Linked DNA regions of Homo sapiens: regions 1 and 2 are each linked to region 3. Evidence: chromatin loops called from intact Hi-C (ENCODE). Cell type or tissue: B cell. All regions are shown on one strand.

Region 1 (2,500 bases), 51 kb before region 3:
ATTTTAGTTTAATAATATGAGACTACAATTCTTCAATGAAGACAAACTCAGAAATTCAGTATCTTTGTTCACATTCTTCTGTATACTTTAGTCTCAACAGAGATGGGCCATAATCTGGGTCCAATTTCACTAGGAACTATGTCTCTAAATTTGGTTGCTTTCAGAGAATCTCTCCTCTGTCTCCCTATTGCAGGTCTCTAAAAATAGCAAAGACTGGTAAAGAGCTTTATACTTTTACCAGATGGTATCTCACTGAACCCCCAAACAGACCTGTAACATTTTTAGGAGGGTTATTACCCATTTGATAAAAGGAAGAAATTAGGAAAGGCTAATCAACTTGCTCAACACATCCAATACCAACAGACCTGGAATTTGAAACTAAGACAAAATATGTTATCACACTCTAGACTTGCCTTCGGCAGTGATGGTACTGATAAAAATAGACAAGACAAAAAAAAAAAAAGAATAAATGTTATCACACTGGTGCTAAAAAGGACTACTTGACAATTACTGTTCTCTTGAAGGAAATGCCCCATTATTTAGCCAGGAGACCTAACATGTTCTAGCCAGAAGAAATTCTCAGAATTTCTGAAAGGTTACTTCAAGGACAAAATACCTGTATTCCTCGCCTGTCCAGGGATCTGCTCTTACAGATTAGAAGTAGTCCTATTAGCCCAGAGGCGATGTCTCTCATGATGTCCACGTCACTGTAGTATGGTCTTGTTAAGCACTGGGCATCATTTTCTGTGGGTTCATCAAACTCTAAGATGTTCCACTTATAAGTATAGGTTTCCCCTGGTTGAACTGCTCTGATCATGGTGTTGTTCCTGCCTGAAAGAAAATATATTCAAAATTGTTTTCATTTGCAAAGTTATTTCATGATAATAAATAAATAAATAAGCTTTCGCTGGAACCAATTAATATTGCAAAAGGAATTCTTTTATTTTTATTTTTTTTAAATTATACTTTAAGTTCTAGGGTACATGTGCACAACGTGCAGGTTTGTTACATATGTATACATGTGTCATGTTGGTGTGCTGCACCCATTAACTTGTCATTAACATTAGGTATATCTCCTAATGCTATCCCTCCCCCCGCCCCCCACCCCCCCCCCCCGACAGGCCCCGGTGTGTGATGTTCCCCATCCTGTGTCTAAATGTTCTCATTGTTCAATTGAATTCTTTAAATATTCTACTTGGAACCTGGATAACATGTAGCCATTAGATAATGCTCCACTAGAGGCCACTATGACACTAATAAAAGACACCATATTTTGTTACCACTAAGAGACAAAACTCCTGAAGTGAGAAGGGTTTGGCTGTGATTTTTAGGATACTCCTACATGTATACTACCTGACTGCAGTAGTGACACCACCGGGCAAGGAGAATAGCAGAAAAATGTGGCAGCCTCTCAGAAGTTACTAGTTGGATTCAGTAGAAGTGAAAGATTCAAACCTGAGGTGAAAGAAGAGTTGACTTCATCTTCATAAGGCGAGAAGGTCACTCCATGAGGGTAAATGCTATAGGGGCGGCTGGCCATATTTTTGAACACGATCTACAAAGTTAAATCAAATTTATTCTAGGATTTAAGGTTGATCATGACAAATAATATAAGATACTAGCTTTGCATATTCACCTTTTGGATGGTGTGTGTGTATACATGTGTACACACAGTAGGAAAATTAGATCTGTTTATCTGAGCAGTAACCTCCCCTCATCACTTGGCAGGAGCATTGGAGAGAGTGTTTCACTCACACATTAAGGTGGAAAATGGAAAGAGAAGTCTGACTTTAGAGGATAGGTTAGGAGAAGTGACGTTTTCCTCACAGTATCACTCTCTCCAAGCAAGTCCTCCTTCCCCTGCCCTTCTCTTTTCAGCTTGGGCCACATCTCATTTTGAATCTGCTTCTCATCTCTAGACCATGATCCCCTTCCCCTGCCCGGTAGATTTTTTAGGACACTGTCTTTGAAGTCATCTTCTCAGCTAGGTTCAGTGGCTCAAACCTGTAACCCCAGCACTTTGGGAGGCTGAAGCAGGTGGATCACTTGAGCTCAGGAGTTCAAGACCAGCCTGGGCAACATGGTGAAACCTCATCTCTACAAAAAAATACAAAAATTAGCCAGGCGTTGGGGCGTGTGCCTGTAGTCCCAGCTACTTGAGAGGCTGAGGTGCGAGAATCGCCTGAGCCCAGGAAGTGGAGGTTGCAGTGAGCCATGATCACACCACTGCACTCCAGCCTGGGTGACAGAGTAAGACCCTTGGTGGGGGGGAAAAGCTACTTGCTTGAGAGGCACAGACAAATAGCCAGATCCTGAACTTTTAATAAGGTATGTCTACACTTGCTGAGAGCACATAAAAGGGATCAGAAATGGAAGAAGGGAAAGAGGCATGGAGAAAAAAAACTGCTTTTGTCCTTTGGCTATTTTAAATGAACAGAATAGACCTTGTCAGGTGCATAAAACACACAGGAGTCCTAGTTAGGCTCTTTAATCTGCAAAA
Region 2 (2,500 bases), 210 kb after region 3:
AGTGCAGTGGTATGACCTTGGCTCACTGCAGCCTCTGCCTCACGGGTTCAAGGGATCGTTCTGCCTTAGCCTCCTGAGTAGCTGGGATTATAGGCGCCTGCCACCACGCCTGGCTAATTTTTTTAGTAGAGACGGGGTTTCGCCATGTTGGCCAGGCTGGTCTCGAACTCCTGACCTCAGGTGGTCCACCCGCCTTGGCCTCCCAAAGTGCTGGGATTACAGGTGTGAGCCACCGCGCCCAGCCTATATGTAATAATTTTAATGGGACCATGAATTGAATATTTCTTCCTTGAATAGCAATGACATAGCCCCTTCTATTGTACATCTGCAAGCTGATACAGGGAATTCCTTTGTACCTGCGCTCTTCCCTGCCAGTCAGCTATGGGGGTGAAAGTGTAGGGGTTCATCCAAGTCCTAAAACTGGTAGCAACTCCTAGGGCAGGGCTGATCTGGAAGGACAGACCCTAGGGGAGGGTGGAACTTTAAAAAGAAGTTCTGAAGGTAGTAAGAAGGAAATGAGGAGTAGTGTTAGGAAGGGGCTAACTTTTTTCTTCTTGCTTCTCTTCTTTATCTCACCTGCCCCTCCCCTTGTATCCCTTCTTCCTTTTTCCCTTTCCTTTTTTGTCCTCACTTCATTCGTGCATCCTTTCTGATTCCTCTTACCTTGCTAAAAGGAGAAGTTTGTTTGGGTATCCTATATCAATGGCAGGAAGGTTGTTTTCTTCTTTACCTTTATCCTATAGATTCATATTCTCAACACCAACCTCCTCCTTTTTCAGTTTCCTTCTTGCTTCTCTTGACACCACAGAGTTTGCAGCTAGTACTTGGAGAGGAAAATTAAACAGAGATACTTGGACCAAGAGTAAGATGAAGAAAGTCTAAACAACAGTATAGTCTATAGTGGCAAGAGAGAGTATGGGGGCTGCTTAGCCAGGGTGGCTGTACATAAAGTATATCTTCAGTTTATATAAACTGCTTATAGATGGAAATCAGAAAATTTAAATTCTCTTAACTGTCCAAGAAAATTCTCATTTTTTCAAATTTGGGACTGATAAATGTGACCAGTTCTGCTTACTGTCCATTGCCTGAAATGGAGCTTTGAGGTGGACTGTATAATTTCTTCAATCTTAACTCCAAATTCTGATCAGCGACGCCCTCTGCTGTTCACTATTAATATTTATTTACCAATCAAAGTAAAGTATTGAAGTTTTCCTGGCAGTTTTCACTTTGTGTTTTAGTCCATTTAGGCTGCTATAACAAAATCCCTTAAACTGGGTAAGGGATTATAAATATTAGAAATTTATCTCTCACAGTTCTGGAAGCTGGGAAGCCCAATATCAAGGCACCAGTAGATTTGGTGTCTAACGAGGGTGTGCCGTCTGCTTCAAAAATGGCCCCTTGTTGCTGCATCCTCACTTAGTGCAAGGGGCAAGACAGCTCCCTTCAACCTCTTTTATAAGGGCACTTATGTCATTCATGAGGGCAGAGCCCTCATGACTTAATCACTTCCCCAAAGGCCCCACCTCTTAATAGTATCACATTGGGTGTTAGGTGTCTGGGAGGACACCAATCTTCAAGCCATATCATCTCACTTGGAAAAAAGTCAAAATAAAACCAGTAGATTTAATTAATATTACACTATTTATAGAAGCATGTGATGTATCATTCCTTGTATTAATTTCCTGGGGTTGCCGTAACAAGTTACCACAAACTAGGTGGCTTAAAACAATAGAATTTTATTCTCTCACATTTCTAGAGGCAGAAGTTCACAGTGTGTCAATAGGGCCATGTTCTCTGGAAGGCTTTAGGGGAGAATATATTTCATATCTTTCTCTTAGCTTCTCGGTGTCACTGGCAATCCTTAGCTTACTTTGGCTTTCTGTGTCTTCACATCATCTTTTTATAAGAACACCAGTGATAGTGATTAAGGGCATACCTTACTTTAATATGACCTCATCTTAACTAATTATGTCTTCAATAACCCTATTTCCAAATAAGGCCACATTCTGAAGTATTGGGAGTTAGAACTTAAAGCTTTTTGGGAGGGACACAGTTCAACCCATAACAACCCCTAAAATCGATATTTATTCTCAATTAAGTCTTGAAATTGGTTTCAAAAAGAGAATATTCTATTAGAGTTTTTAATGTATAGTTTTAACATATAGTTCTTTAGCCCCCAATTTTTTTTTTTTTTTTTTTTTTTTTTTTTTTTTTTTGAGACGGAGTCTCGCTCTGTCGCCCAGGCCGGACTGCGGACTGCAGTGGCGCAATCTCGGCTCACTGCAAGCTCCGCTTCCCGGGTTCACGCCATTCCCCTGCCTCAGCCTCCCGAGTAGCTGGGACTACAGGCGCCTGCCACCGCGCCCGGCTAATTTTTTTGTATTTTTAGTAGAGACGGGGTTTCACCTTGTTAGCCAGGATGGTCTCGATCTCCTGACCTCATGATCCACCCGCCTCGGCCTCCCAAAGTGCTGGGATTACAGGCGTGAGCCACCGCGCC
Region 3 (2,500 bases):
ACAAGAACCTCAAGCACTGCTTAGGCTCATGAAAAGGACTTCAGGTCCTGAAGGGCAAAGGCAGAGACAAGGCTGAAAAATAACCGACTCTCTGTATCCAAGGGTTCTGCATCTACGGATTCAACTCGTTGTGGATCAAAAACATTCAGAAAAAAAATAAATTATATAAAGTTCCAAAAAGCAAAACTTGAATTTGCCATGTGCTGAGTATGTTGAATCCATGCAGATGAAGTGATGTGTAGGCTTTGCATTAGGTATTATACGTAATCTAAAGACGGTTTAAAAGTCTAAAGGAGAATGTATGTAGGTTATATGCAAATATTATGCCATTTTATATAAGTGACTTGGGCATCTGGGGATTCTGGTATCTGCAGGGAGTCCTGGAACCAATTCCCCCTGCAGATACTGAGGAACAACTAGGCAGAGGCCACATCCCAGAGGGCCCAGGGAACCGGCATTCTAACTAAAGTGGAACTATCGGTAGAGCCATCCCCCAAAATGAAATCTCACATTGCACTCTGAAGAGACAGCTTGAGAACTCCACCTGCCACACTGCCTCTGCTTACTTGGAGGCCCCTGAGTCCATCTGATGTATCCTAGAACTCTGCAAAACACCATGTGAAAATTGGGGTTCTAGGGGGCAGTGCTGAGGGTTAAAAATTAATGGGTTCAGGCATATGGGAAAATAAGAGGAACCATTTGCCTAAATTTAGAGCATAAATTTGGAGAACGAAGAAGAAACACAAATGCAAAAACCAGGGCTCAAGATCAGGATCAGTCAAGGTTGATAATTCCAAGGGCCATAGTGGGTTAAAGCTGCTGTTCATGGTCAGGGTTGGGTCTTGACAGTGAGTGGGGATGGGGCCTGCAAAGTGGGAGGCAAATGCCTCCTCCTGCAGAGAAAGGGGGGCTGGAAAGTAGTGAAGGGAAGCAAGGGCTTTAGAGATTACAGATTTAGCAGCCATGTTGGTTGCCTACATGATTTAAAATGTGAATGAGATTTTTAAAGGTTTTTTTAAATATTCTTTAGCCTTAAAATGTGGGAAAATAGAACTTATGAGAAATGTCAATGGAATAAATGAATAAGAGAGTGAGGAATAAATGAATGAGTGAAAAACCACAAGCCCAAATGCTTTCCTCCATACATGTTCTAGAATTCTCAGGGAACTTGTAGTATATCTTTTTGACAGCAGATGGTAGCATTTTATGTCTTTCACCCTACAGAATTCTTGACCAGGGAAGCGACCTCAAAGATGGTCTGGTCCACTCTTCTCCTTTTGGAATTGAGAAAACGGGAGCCTAAGGGTGTGACAAGACTTTCCTAATGGCACATGACTTGGAGAGAGAGCAATACAAGTCTTTGGATATTAATCTAGTGCTCATTCCACAGGAAGGAATAAATAATATTTTAGCTGTTTTTGTGTAACACGAATAGATTTCTACCAACATATTCTCTCATCTGATCACCAGGCACTGCCATTTCTAAAGTTCATTTAGCAGTTATAGCTGCAATCTGTGGAGTGGAAAAGAGTAAATTCACAAGTGACTTACCTGAGATTCAGAAGCTCTGCCACTGGGTGATAGTGTAGTTCAGTGGTCAAAACACTAGCCCTATAATCAGACTAGGCCTGGGTTTGCATCCTGTCTCCATACTTCAAGCTATATGAACTTTGCTAGCTACTTAACCTCTCAAAGCCTCAGTTTCTTCACCTTTAAAATGGGCATAGTAATAACCAACTTAAGGGTCATTTGTGTGGATTGAATGTGATGATGCTTATGAAATAGGTAGTCCTACATTAAGCAATAATTATTACCATTATCACTGGTCTCATTATTACTAACTCTACACTGAACAATACATTAGAACAATAGCACCTTTTGCAACTAAACAGGAGCTATGAATTAATTAATTCAGTGCACTTCTATTTTAGAACATAAAATATACTAGATACTTTGCCAGCCAGATGTCTCAGGGGAATTAAAGACAGATAAGATCTGGCCCCTGCCTTTGAGAATTCCACTAAATTACCAAAGCTTGTGTTTGAGTAAATTTTACTGGTAAATGATCACCTTCAATTCAACAGATATTTGTCACACACACCCATTTTTATTCTGTCTAGCTGCTGCAGGGGGTATAAAGATGAAGAAGGCACAGCTCCTGCCTTCAAGAAGCTTATATTCAATATAGAAGTGGAGAGAGGAGGGAAGTGCACACATAGTTATGCTAGGGTTAAATCTCACCCATCCCTAAATAAGGTCTGTGGCTGGGATTTAGTAATGCTCAGTTGAAGGTGAATGTAGGAATGAAGAAATGAAGAATGTAGCTGAAGAAGACTCTGTAAGGAAGTAAAACTTTCAGTGACATAGAGCTGAGCCTTTTCACTTACTAACAGTGTGACCCTGGACGAGTTATTTAACCTCTTTAAGCTTGTGTCTCTTCCTTATCTATAAAATGAGATGATACTGCCTTTCCTTATTATTTTAGAATTGTGGTAAACAG

What was found. Hi-C counts contacts between places; a loop is a spot of excess contacts. Peaks named below come from ENCODE experiments on the same cell type or tissue, not always from the same donor. Only the 100,000 strongest peaks of a DNase experiment are listed, where the experiment ranks them.
Region 1: it touches region 3 in a loop (12-fold over the local background); 9 of 110 quality-filtered maps call a loop at or near these places.
Region 2: a loop joins it to region 3, with 19 times the contacts of the local background. A loop is called at or near these places in 56 of 110 quality-filtered maps.

Annotation. Positions count from the first base shown.
Region 1 is chr1:169,549,185-169,551,684 of GRCh38, forward strand. It overlaps F5 (coagulation factor V), which reads right to left. Exons shown (of 25, transcript NM_000130.5): 9 at 1,456-1,555; 10 at 617-831. Among named protein-coding and RNA genes, the nearest start is that of F5, 36 kb to the right of the region's middle. In B cell, CTCF peaks have their summits at 1,309 and 1,511; a DNase peak (open chromatin) is centred at 1,267.
Region 2 is chr1:169,808,655-169,811,154 of GRCh38, forward strand. All of the region lies in intron 9 of FIRRM (FIGNL1 interacting regulator of recombination and mitosis), which reads left to right. Among named protein-coding and RNA genes, the nearest start is that of FIRRM, 15 kb to the left of the region's middle. In B cell, CTCF peaks have their summits at 1,171 (motif pointing left) and 1,371; a DNase peak (open chromatin) is centred at 1,137.
Region 3 is chr1:169,600,080-169,602,579 of GRCh38, forward strand. The region is part of intron 10 of SELP (selectin P); the gene reads right to left. Among named protein-coding and RNA genes, the nearest start is that of F5, 15 kb to the left of the region's middle. In B cell, CTCF peaks have their summits at 1,209 (motif pointing right) and 1,409; a DNase peak (open chromatin) is centred at 1,212; H3K27ac peaks cover 1,314 bases.